Regions from separate parts of the Homo sapiens genome. Here region 2 is linked to region 1. Evidence: chromatin loops called from intact Hi-C (ENCODE). Cell type or tissue: ovary. All regions are shown on one strand. Each heading gives the region's core, and the rest is flanking DNA. Links, peaks and the distances in the headings are about the cores only.

Region 1 (6,541 bases), core at 1,179-6,178:
CACACTCAGGCTGTTAACTGTTGTGCCCTGGGATATGGAGGGCAATAGATCAATAGATAATAAGTGTTTTCATCCTAAACCTGTGAAGCTTTTTTTTTTTTTTGAAACAGAGTCTCGTTGGAGTGCAGTGGCATGATCTCGGCTCACTGCAACCTATGCCTCCCGGGTTCAAGAGATCCTCCTCCCTCAGCCTCCCAAGTAGGTGGAACTACAGGCACTTGCTATCACGTCCGGCTAATTTTTGTATTTTCAGTAGAGACAGGGTTTCACCTTGTTAGCCAGGCTCGTCTCAAGCTCCTGACTGCAGGCAATCCTCTGGCTTTAGCCTCCCAAAGTGCTGGGATTACAAACGTGAGCCACAGCACCCGGCCCTGTGGAGCATTTCTATTTGGTGCAATAAGCACATGTGACTTCTGCAATTCATTCTTAAAGCAGCAGAGTTATACATATCAGAGGCGGAAACTGTTGTTTGTAAGGCCTGGGTTTATGGAACAAAGCCTTCCTCGGGAAATTACTGTGCAGCCTGCCCTTAAGAAGAGAACCTTGGAATTTCAAAAGCCCATGCAGAGGATTTCACAGAACTGCCTCAATGCTAGGACTCTATGCCATACCACAGGCAGTTAGATATGGGGCAGCTAAAAAACGATGCACGTCAACAGAGTGAGGACACAACACTGCAAAAGGCACAGGGGCTGGGGCCAGACAGACCTGGGCTCAAATCATGGCTCAGCCACTTTCTGCAAGGGGCTCAGCTGGCCGGCACACAGTCTCCTGCCCAGAACAAAGAGAATAATCACACCTTTCTCGTAGGTTAACATCAGAGGAGGCATCAAGGAAGAGCTGAATCAATCAGAAGGGTGCCTGGTCCGGAAAGCATGCTCCATGGATGGCAATGGTGGTGGAGGTCATTGAAGTCATTAATAGAACATCAGATCATGACCTTGACCGTCTACCTAGATTAGAAGCTTCAAAAGGGCAAAGACTCCATCTAGCTTCTCAGAACCCATGAAACATCCACAAATTGGACTCTCATTCCTTCCTGACTGAATTACTGACCAATACCTCACTTGAGCCTGACTGTAAAAACTTAGCAAAAAATATATATATATGTATCAGTCAACAAAGACAAAATTTGTCACTCTCACTAGGGATGCCATCCAACTAACAAGGTACATTTAACATGGCTTTATAATGTTTTCTCTTTGTTTCTTTAAAAAGTTTATTTTCTCAAATTATATAAGTAACATATGTTCACTGCAGGGAAAATATATGTCCATTTTTAAATGTGTATGGCCCTGTTGTACACATGCCAGACCCCTGCATGTCAAGGAATAGGGATAGAGTATAAATCCCAACCAGGCCAACAAGTTGTATGATAATCTGTTAGATTTCTAGAGAGCTCATTCTCTCTCATCGGGTCCATACAACTATTCAAGATGTTGGGGCCAGGCACGGTGGCTCACACCTGTAATTCCAGCACTTTTGTAGGCCAAGGCGGGCGGGCCACCTGAGGTCAGGAGTTTGAGACTAGCCTGGCCAACATGGCAGAACCCCGTCTCTACTAAAAATATAAAAATTAGCTGGCTATGTTGGTGGCTATAATACCAGCTACTCAGGAGGCTGAGGCAGAAGAATCACTTGAACCCAGGAGGCAGAGGTTGCAGTGAGCCGAGATCATGCCACTGCACTCCAGCTTGGGTGACAGAGTGAGATCCTGTCTCAAAAAAAAAAAAAAAAAGGTGGACAACAGTCCAAGAAGAGAGGACATGACAATAATAACAATGTCAGTTAATATTTCACTGGAGGCTGGCTAAGTGCCCAGCACCACGGCAAGCACTTTACATGCTCTGATCCAGTTCATCTGGCTTCCCATTCTGCACATGAAGGAGCTGAGTCTACTGCATTCAAAAGATAATACACAGAAACAAAAGGTAGTTTCATAGTTGCCAAGGGCTGCAGGGAGAGGTGAGTGACTGCAAATAGGAACAGGATCTCATCAAAATGTTCTGGAGTTGGACAGTGGTGATGGTTGCACAACTCTGTGAATACACGGAAAACCAATGAATTATACACTTAGAACACGTGAACTGCATGGTTTGTGAATGCCATCTGCATTAAAACAATTCAAATGCCTAAGTCCAGAGCACAGAAAGTGCAGGTCACCCTTCATCACTGCCCTGGTCTCCTTACCACTGTCACAGGTTTATGTACTCTTACTGGTTTTGTTTTCTATCAGACAAATGGCACAGCTTGCCGTGTTGCTACCTCTTACTCCGCGACAGGCCTGCGCTCTCATCCCGCCGGTGTACACAGACCAGCCCCGTTCTTTGTCATCGCTGCATTTTAGGATCGAACCAACGATCTATTCCACCAGCCTTTTATTGATCCCAATTCAAATAACACCACCATCTACAGCCTCGTGCCTGTCTCTTTGTGCATGTGCTTAAGTATCTCTTTGGGATGAATGTCTAGAAATGAAGCTGCTGAGTCAAAGGGGATGCAGTTTAAATTTTGATAGCTGACAAATTCCCAGGGAGTGTTCTGTGACCCTGAACAGTCACCTCACTTCCTAGAGCCTGGGTCTCCTCATTTATCAAACCAAGGGGAAGACTTTGAGTCAATTTCAGTTCTAACATTCACTTTTTAAACAAGATCCAGAGGATGAACGACAAACAGCAAAGCAGAGCTGGGACACGTGCACAGACCCGAGCTCAACAACCACTCACTTCAGCTGGGGACGCGCGCACAGACCAGAGCTCAGAGCAAACACTTACTTCAGCCGGGGACGCGCGCACAGACCCGAGCTCAGCAAACACTCACTCCAGCCGGGGACGTGCACACAGACCCGAGCTCAGCAAACACTCACTCCAGCCGGGGACGTGCACACAGACCCGAGCTCAGCAAACACTCACTCCAGCCGGGGACACGTGCAGACCTGGGCTCAGGAACCACTCACTCCAGCCGGGGACGCATGCACAGACCCGAGCTCAGCAAACACTCACTCCAGCCAGGGATGCACGCACAGACCGGAGCTCAGAGCAAACACTTACTCCAGCCGGGGACACGTGCACAGACCCGAGCTCAGCAAACACTCACTCCAGCCGGGGACGCACGCACAGACCCGAGCTCAGCAAACACTCACTCCAGCCGGGGACGCACGCACAGACCCGAGCTCAGCAAACACTCACTCCAGCCGGGGACACGTGCAGACCCGAGCTCAGGAACCACTCACTCCAGCCGGGGACGCATGCACAGACCCGAGCTCAGCAAACACTCACTCCAGCCAGGGATGCACACACAGACCGAAGCTCAGAGCAAACACTTACTCCAGCCGGGGACACGTGCACAGACCCGAGCTCAGCAAACACTCACTCCAGCCGGGGGCGCGCACACAGACCCGAGCTCAGCCAACACTCACTCCAGCGGGGGACACGTGCACAGACCGGAGCTCAGAGCAAACACTTACTCCAGCCGGGGACACGTGCACAGACCCGAGCTCAGCAAACACTCACTCCAGCCAGGGACGCACGCACAGACCGGAGCTCAGAGCAAACACTTACTCCAGCCGGGGACGCGCGCACAGACCCGAGCTCAGCAAACACTCACTTCACCCGGGGGTGCGCACACAGACCCGAGCTCAGCAAACACTCACTCCAGCCAGGGACGCACGCACAGACCGGAGCTCAGCAAACACTCACTCCAGCCGGGGACACGTGCACAGACTGGAGCTCAGGAACCACTCACTCCAGCCGGGGACTCATGCACAGATCCCACCTCAGCAAACACTCACTCCAGCCAGGGACTCATGCGCAGACCCCAGCTCAGCACACACTCACTCCAGCCGGGGACACGTGCACAGACCCGAGCTCAACAAACACTCACTCCAGCCGGGGGCGCGCACACAGACCCGAGCTCAGCAAATACTCACTCCAGCCGGGGGCGCGTGCACTGACCTGAGCTCAACAAACACTCACTCCAGCTGGGGACGCATGCACAGACCCAAGCTCAGAGCAAACATTCACTCCAGCCGGGCACACGCACACAGATCTGAGCTCAGCAAACACTCCCTCCAGCCGGGGGCGCATGCACAGACTGGAGCTCAGCGAACACTCACTCCAGCTGGGGGCGTGTGAACTGACCTGAGCTCAACACTCACTCACTCCAGCCGGGGACGCGTGCACAGACCCAAGCTCATAGCAAACATCCACTCCAGCCGGGGACCTGGCTAAGAAAGCCCTGGAGAGCAAGCAGACGGAGAAGGTGGAACGCACTCCAAGAGACCAGGAGGACATGGATGCCCCCACCCCACATGAGAGAAAAGAGAAGCTCAGAAGGCAAAGACAAATCATCTGCAAGGGGCTGGGCTTTGTGGAGAGACTTCTAGACAACAACAGATAACATGGGCCAGCGCCTCAAGCCGCATGGGAAGGAAGCCCAAAGCCAAGAATACAAAGTCCTCAAGGAGCACCAGGCGCACAACAGATGAAGGATGAGAAGGAAGACGGTAACAGGGAGGTTAAAAGAACAACAAAAATCTCACACAATTCATGTTGGAAATCCAGAATGTATCCCTGCTCCAGGAACCTACAAGGAAAACAATGTCAAGGCTGGAACAAGGACGCCTGTAGCACCAGCAGAAGAGGACTCATCATCCCTGAAACCCAAGGTCAAGGCAAAGTCTCATGTTTCAAGGGGATAAAAAAGATAGGTTTAAAAAAGAAATCACGTTGAAAGCTCACTTCCCTTATGAATTCTGAAGAATGCCATAGGGTCAGGTCACAATGGAGAGAAAAAAGGGGTCACAGAGAAGTGCCTGTGAAGCCTCAATGTGGCAGCTGTCTCCTGCAGGAACAGAAGAGAAGACTGGAGGAACGTGGCCGCGCATCAGCAGGAGCAAAGACCTGAGCGGCTGCATTCATGGGGCAGAGGCAGAGGCAGCGGGGGATTAGGGGGTGGCAGGGCACTTTGGATGTGGCGGTGATCTGAGCAGAGAGGTCCATTATATCAGCAGGGCTCAAAGGGGGACCCTGAACCACGCTCATCAAAGTCACATGGGGAGGGCTGGGAGGGAAGGGGAAACTTGTTACAATGCAGATTCGTGGGTCTCGGTTCCCAGAAACGAATTCCGTGGATCGGAGACGAGGGCCAGGAATCTGCATTTTAATAACTATCCAGGGTGATTTTGATGTACCTTACAGTTTGAAGACTAGCATTAGGTGATGAGAAAATGTCCCAAAGGTAAGAAAAACTAGAAAATAGGAAGACAATCATATTCAAGGGCTCTCATCCATAAAGCCACACGTGACCCTGGGCTGGCTTCAATCCGCTCCTCAGTCCTCTGCGCCACAGCTCTCATAAAAGCTGCGGGGAGCCAGGTGGGGGCTGCGGGCTGGAGGAGGCAGAGAAACATCCCAGCATCCCCCTCACCCAGCAGAACTAGGGCTTGCTCAGGCTGGAGGCAGGGGCAGAGAGGAGGAGGACACCTTCTTAGCCAGTGGCTACACCAAGCCAGCACAGCCAATGCTGCCTCCTCTCAAAGACGGGGTAGAACGAGCAGCCAGGTGGCCCAGCTGTAATCACGCTGTATTTTAAACGATTCCCATGTACACCTGGAAGCGGAGTGCATTTTTTTTCCCCACGTTGAGAAGGAGACCTTGACAAATCGGAACGATATAATAAATGACAAACCAGAGGCTATTTCAAAAGCCCACGGAGATGATGTACAGCCTAGACAACTTCCCGGAAAATCTTAATTATGTCTAGGAAGCCAAAGCAAGGAAGCTCTGGGGAAGCAGAGGGCAGGAGAGAGAGGAGGGGGAATCTGGGGAGGGAGGCGTGGCACTCCTGCCAGAGGGCTGAATCCAGCTCTCTGTCTGCTGATGGAACAACTCTTGTCTACGGAGGATCTCTTTGTACCAGGCTATCATAGTGAGAGAGAATGACACAAGACACAAGTCCTCCTCCGACAGAGACTCAGGGAAATTTCCCAAGGGAGGCTGGAAGTCCTCCTTGGTGTCTCATTATATATTAGATAAAAAATAACAACGCTCTCCACACTGGGCACCTTTAACAGAGGAGACGTCTGATTCAGGAACTACCTCACAAACCCTTACAAGTTCCACGTTTCCTCTGAGCTACTAAGATGGAAAGGCAGCGAAGTACCATTCACTCTCCAAGAAGGCTCTGGAATTCTGATGCCACCACTGCATTTGCTGCCCCAGTATATACATTGTGAGCGACTGCCATGGGTCAGGGCCCTGGGACCTGTGGGGAGTGGAACATGAGAGACAGTTCTGCTGAGCACTTACATCTGGCTTGCAGCAAATGAGCAGATAAGTAAGGAGAATTTCCGGGAGTAACAATTTCTATGCAAAACATACACTGGAGAGGGTGCCTCAGGAGAGCTCCTGCAGACATGGAGGCTGGGCCTCTGTGGGGAGACCTCAACCACACAGAGAACTGACTGACTCGAAGCTCCATCATGGGGCTATCACGGGGGGAATGTTCTGGCAAAGGGAATGGCAAGTGCGATGACATGGGA
Region 2 (6,541 bases), core at 1,034-6,033, 99 kb after region 1:
ATCTTTTTATGCCACTAAATTGCTGAACAACTTCACAAGCTGTATATGCACCACATAATAACTAGAAAGCACACTGCAAAAGGGAGCAAGATGTTTGCAGAATGCATGTCACTCAAGCTCCTCTCTTCTTCAGGACAATTACGCAGGAAACACATGAGCAACAGAGATTCCAAAGCAAAAACACAGGCCTACTCGATTTATACTCACTTCCATGTGAAACCATGTATTTCCCACTTAATAAGATGCCAGTATGTCTCCAAAAGTTCTGCTAAGTGGTCCTTATCCTGTTCCTCAAAAGGCCGAACACGACAAACTCTTGATTCACTCACATGATGGCAAATGCAAATTCAAGAACAGCCACAGGAGAAGTGAGTCAAAAAGGCATGAATAAGGCCGGGTGCGGTGGCTCACACCTGTAACCCCAGCACTTTGGGAGATCAAGGTGGGCAGATCACCTGAGGTCAGGAGTTCAAGACCAGCCTGACAAACATGGTAAAACCCTGTCTCTACTAAAAATACAAAAATTAGCTGGGCATGGTGGTGGGCACCTGTAATCCCAGCTACTCAGGAGGCTGAGGCAGGAGAGCTGCTTGAACCCGGGAGGCGGATGTTGCAGTGAGCTAAGATCATACCACCGCACTCCAGCCTGGACAACAAGAGCCAAAAAACTTCATCTCAAAAAAAAAAAAAAAAAAAAAGGCATGAATAAACACACTTATATGAATTCTGCTGCCCAAAGTAAGAAAATCCCATGATTAAATCCAAGCCAAATGCTCAGGCTGCCCATACAGCTTCCAAATGCTGTATGGCCCCTTTCAAAGTGAGAAGTTTCAAGAAATATTATCAACCAAAAAAGTACATACTTGTAAACAGTACTCAATCTTCTCAAGGTTGTAATGCTAGGCCAGGGGCAAAAATGTAGCAGTTGAACTTCTCAAAATCACGAACCTACAGGATCAAGGATTCCCAAGTACATCTTATAAATCCTTATTACAGTCATTCACTATCGCACGGGTTTTCTTAAACCAGCATAACTAGTACTCTATTAACCAGAAATCTTGGTCAACTGGAAATTCTGTTTTCCAAACTCCACTCAAATGCCTTATTTCGTACCTCATTGCCCTCTCACATTCTGCTCTGCGCCCCTCTTGACATTTCTTCCATACCCCACACTCATCCCTACCCCAGGGCCTTTGCATATGCCCTTCCCTGTCTTCCCCCAGACACTGGGAGAGCTGGTTCCTCCTCATCCTTCCAGTCTTGGCTCCTTTGTGCCCCTACACACACACCGCACCTCCAAAATGCTTTCCCCAACTAAGAAAGCAAACCCTCCCAACCAAAAGATATTCCCACTCCATAGGTCCTTTGCAGATTCACATCATCATCTTGTACTGTCTTCTTGAGAGCTGTACTACCTGTGACCTCATTTTTCAATTACTTGTTAACATCTCAGTTCTCCCCACCCCACTCCTGTAGAATGTCCAAATCTGGACACACCCTCTCCTCACCTACACCTGCTCATCCTCTGCACCACGGAACAGTACCACCATCGAGCAAGCCAGAAACAGAGCCTGCATCAGCTTATGGTCCGTTCTCTCCAACAGAGACCGCAGGATGTGCCGAGGCAGGGAACAGTCCTCAGCCCTGGCTGAACAAAAGGTTCGGTTTAACAAATACAAATCCTCCCAAGACCCCACCCTAGACCAAGACCCATGTGGGGCAAGAAGCTTCTATAGAGGGAAGCTTCTACAGGAGATTTCTAGTCTCCTGTTGCCACCAGCCCCTCCATGACTCTCCACACTGCTCTCAATGGAAACGCCTCTCTAACCATGTGAATTCATCGGTGCTGCATCCTCAGTGCTGCTCCATCGCCTAGAGGATAATGACCCACCACCAGGCATGGTGTGCAGGCCTCTGGTCTGGCCTCTGTCCACTTGAGCTCCTCTCCAGTCACCCTCAACACCCTGGGTAGCAGAGTCTAGTCCGTCAAACACACCAGGCCCTCTCAAGCTTCTCGTAAAGCCCTCCTCCCTGCTACCCCACCTCACCCACCTGCCAAACCCCTAATCAGCCTTCCAGACGCAGCTCCAGTGTTCCCTCCTCAGGGAGGCCAGTCCCGCCTTTCTCAGCAGGGTGACCCAATTCACCCTGGGGGCTCCGCAAAGGACATTCCTATCTACCATCAGAAGCAACAACTGGCCAGACGCAGTGGCTCACGCCTGTAATCCCAGGACTTTGGGAGGCCAAGGTGGGCGTATCACCTGAGGTCAGGAGTTCGAGACCAGCCTGGCCAACATGGTGAAACCCCATCTCTACTAAAAATACAAAAATTAGCTGGGCATGGTGGTACATGCCTGTAGCCCCAGCTACTTGGGAGGCTGAGGTGAGAGAATCACTTAAACCCTGGAGGCGGAGGTTGCAGTGAGCCAAGAGCGTACCACTGCACTCTAGCTTTGGCAACAGAGTGAGACTGTCTCAAAAAAAAAAGAAAAACAAAGCAACAACTATGTTGTGTGATAAACACGTGCTTGCCGGCCCTCCAGGGTGTTGCCGCTGCCCAGCACCATGACCTGCATGGAACAGGCATTCCTGGGTCTGCATTCAGGGAACAGTTACTACGCACCTCCTACGAGCCAGGCCCCGTTCAAAGCACTGGACCCAAAGTGAACAGGACACACAAGACCCCACTGCCTTCAGGCTAGCTCAAGGTCATCAACTATGGCCCACAGGACAAATCCAGCCTGTTGTGTATTTTTTGTGGCTTCTTAAATAGCTTTATTGAATAGAATGTGCCTACCACACATTTCTGCTCTGTTTCTGTGAATGAAGTTTTAGTGGAACACAGGCATGTCCACTCATTTATGTAATGTCTCTGGCAGCTTTCTTGCTACAACAGCAGACTTCAGTAGTTGTGACAGAGACCATATGGCCTGCAAAGCCAAAAATATTTACCCTCTGCCCCTCAACAGAATATATTTGCCAACTCCTCATCTACTTAGGAGGGTGTGGATGCCCTGGACAAGCCCAGTCAGCCAACCAAGTATTGATCATTTCAGAGGGTCAAAGTGATATAAAGAAAATGACGCATGGTACTAGGATGGACGATGAGAGGGTAAACAGACGAGGCCCCTCGGAGGCGCTGACATGTGTGCTGAGGCTGGACACCCTCAGAAGGAGCCGACCGTGCTGAGATCTGAGGGAAGAGTGTTCAAGAAGGGAGCCATCACGTGCAAAGCCATCCAGTTGGAACAAGCCTGGTGTTTCAGTCAAAGCCCGGCAGGAAGTAAGTACATGGCACCATCAAAGGGGTTGATGGTGAGGTTTAATAGACCATTTACAGAGGAGCAAGGTGAAAAGAAACCAACAGGGGTGGTGAGGGATTCGGGGGCCGACAATTGTGGAAAGACTGTATTAGTCCATTTTGCATTGCTCATCAGGAATACCTGAGGCTGGGTAATTTATATGGAAGGGAGGTCTATTTGGTTCACAGTTCTGCAGACTGTGTAAGAAACGCGGTCCAGCACCTGCTTCTAGTGAAGCCTCAGAAAGCTTTCAGTCATGGCAGAAGGCATAGGGAACTGGCGTGCCACAGGCAAGAGAAGAAGGGCGGGCAGGGAGGGTGGAAGTGCCAGGCTCTTTTTAAGTAACCAGTTCTGGCATTAACTAATAGAGCAAGAACTCACTCATGACCAAGGGGGAGTGTGCTAAGCCATTCATGAGGGACCCACCTGTCCCCGTGACCCAATACTTCCCATCAGACACCACCTCTGACATTAGGAATCACATTTTAACGTAAGATTTGGAGGGAACAAACATCCAAACCGTATCAGATGCCCACCCTACGCTCCTTCAGGCCTGAAGGGTAAGGTAGACAGTGGCTACTGGAGCCCAGCATCAATTGGGCAGTGATGCCATGCCACTTAAAGAAGCTGCAGCCTCCAGCAGAGAGGAAGACGAGAGAGTAACTGCCCCAGCCTCAAGTCATTCCTGGCAGAGCTTCCCAGTGACCACATGGGCCAAAGCCAACCATAAGTCAGAGGTCGGGGAACCTCGTGATGGAGTCCACCAAGCTGCGCCTCGGGGCAAAGAAGAGAGTGGAAAGGGAAAAGGCTGGAAAGAAAATCCGAGGGGAAAACGCAGCCCATCTGGTATTCCCTGTCTATCCAAAGGTCAGAAAGGTGGTCAACATGGCTTCAAGGGCCATGAATTGAGATAGTATTATCAACCGCAGAACGTGACGAGGTATCAGACACTGGAAATCATTGCGGGACTGATAGAGGGAGGTGAAAATGAAAGATGAAATCATCACTGTATCTCTGTCAAAAATGTACTCGGGTGTGGGTTTTGATCAGCTGTAGCATGTCAGCAATCCTGAGAAAAATCAGGAAAGCAAGAAGAGGATGATTTGCATATCTCGAAATCACACATACAGTCGCTACTCCCGGCACAAGGCCAGAAGTGAAAGCAGTCAAGATCTCAATATTTCAGACCCAAAAGAGAAAGCTCCCACAGTCCAGACATTGATGCTATAATGCCATCAAGAAATGGGGGACAGCACTAACACTTCTGCCATGAAGTTACGTTTTTAAGTGCTCAGTAGTAGCTGTTATTAACACTTGATTTTATTTTGTACAAAATCTCCTTACTTTTTTCTAATCTTCCTTAAGATATAATTCACCCTTTTAAAGTGCATGTCCAGTGGTTTTTAGCATATTTGCAAGACTGTACAACAACAACAACAATTCTATGAAGAGATCATTTTCATCACCCCAAAAAGAAAACCTATATCCATTAGCAGTCACTCCCAACCACCCACACCCCAACCACGGCCCCTGACAACCACTAATCTCGTTTCTGTCTCTAGAAATTTGCTTATCCTAGATGTTTCACAGGAATGGAATGATATAATAACACCAAGTTATTTTTAAATCATTAGCACAAGACTATTTTTCTGGCTGTGACCTTCTAAAGTTGGTGGGCTAATTGGCAGAGCACATAAGCCTCTCTGCTATGTAACCAAGGGGATAGACTCAGAGGGCTGAAAGATCCTGAATCTAAACTAAAATGAAGATTCCTCATGTTAAAAACCTAACATCTACTCCTACCATGCCCCCTGACGCCCCTCAGCAACATGAATACAGTCAGAAAGTGGAGTGGAGGCAGTTCGTGGGGTCCAGCAGACCCAGCAATGGGGCAAACAGTGGGCATCCAGACCACCACCCAGGCCTCACCAGCATCATTTCCACACCTGGCAACATCAGAGTCACGGTGCTATTCCCTGCTGTGGCAAATCTCATCATTCCCACTTGGCCCTAGAACCATTTGTTAGAGACATCTGACTAGCCTGCGCTTTTGGAAAGGGACTTACTTAGAGTTCCCAGAGACAAGAGAGGTGAAGAATAGATTTTCAGTAAAGAAAATTGGTGCCTATGACTGGAAGTGGCTGCCTAGATGCACTGGATTCTAAGATTCTAGGGCTACAAAGAGTGCAGTGATTGATTAGTAATGTCTGCAAAAGCACGGGATAAGGGAGTAGCAGCAAAGGACCTTGTACTTCCTGTCCCTCTCTTAAGTGTTCACCAAGGCCACTGAGCCCACTACCCATGAGGTATGAGTTCTCCCAGTCCTACTGGGGATTTCCTTTCCTTTTTATATTTTTATTTCTAAATGTACTTATTTTTAATAGAGACAGGGTCTCCTTATGTTGCCCAGGCTGGTCTCAAACTTCTGGGCTCAAGTGATTCTCCTGCTTCGGCTCCCCAAAGTGTTAGGATTACAGGTGTGAGCTACCGTGCCCAGCCCCAGTGGGGATTTCTATTCTCCTACTTGTGAAATACACAGCCATGTCTCTATGCAGATGTGGTCCATGGAACCTACAGTCTCATAAAATCCTTTGGTGAAACTTCAGCAAAAGCTTTAGGGAGAAACGCCTGGTCCAAGATATCCGAAGTTGAAGCCTAGAAACAGAACAGCGAGAGTTCTCAAAATCATCTTGCATCTACTCAATACTGGGATTGCTAGTTACTGGGAATTAGTTCTTGAGAAGCAGCCCAACATACAGTGTGCTGAGCCATCGTCTCTGAAAGAATGGAAGGGTGAGGAATGAAGCCAACTCCCTACAATGCTCCACAGGCTATCCCTGGAACTAGGGATTAGGCAGAGAGATCAACTTGGCTGGGTATCGTCATACATCTGCAGGGGTGCCAGCCTTGCTGGGAGCCAAAGAAACCCTTTGTTAGACGGGTGTCCTCAGTAGAGGGCACATGGAACCTTCATTCCAGCTAATTGCTAAGATAATGCAGTTATGCACAAGATGTGCTTTCTACCCAAGCCTACACCATATTAATTCCAGAAGGGCTCATCTAAAACTAACAGGCAGGTGTGTTACAAATCTCATTCTCCGCCCATTCTCCATGATTGGAGAAATGATTCCACGCCACAGGCAAAGATCCTCGTTCTGAGTTGAGATCAAGTCAACAATTTACTGGGCACTAACTAGAGAAAGTGGGACAGAAGTCAATACTTAAACAGACAAGCACTG

The links. A loop is a pair of places that touch in the nucleus more often than their neighbours do. Peaks named below come from ENCODE experiments on the same cell type or tissue, not always from the same donor. Only the 100,000 strongest peaks of a DNase experiment are listed, where the experiment ranks them.
Region 2: a loop joins it to region 1, with 1.9 times the contacts of the local background. A loop is called at or near these places in 3 of 110 quality-filtered maps.

What each region holds. Positions count from the first base shown.
Region 1 is chr16:12,258,330-12,264,870 of GRCh38, reverse strand. The region is part of intron 14 of SNX29 (sorting nexin 29); the gene reads right to left. Among named protein-coding and RNA genes, the nearest start is that of SNX29-AS2, 110 kb to the left of the region's middle. RefSeq lists an enhancer at 3,012-3,518. In ovary, for the core only: a CTCF peak has its summit at 4,073 (motif pointing right); DNase peaks (open chromatin) are centred at 4,144 and 4,334; H3K4me3 peaks cover 514 bases; H3K27ac peaks cover 1,643 bases.
Region 2 is chr16:12,158,838-12,165,378 of GRCh38, reverse strand. The region is part of intron 13 of SNX29 (sorting nexin 29); the gene reads right to left. Among named protein-coding and RNA genes, the nearest start is that of SNX29, 190 kb to the right of the region's middle. RefSeq lists an enhancer at 1,641-2,141. In ovary, for the core only: no CTCF peak of the experiment used is centred there; a DNase peak (open chromatin) is centred at 3,179; H3K27ac peaks cover 2,056 bases.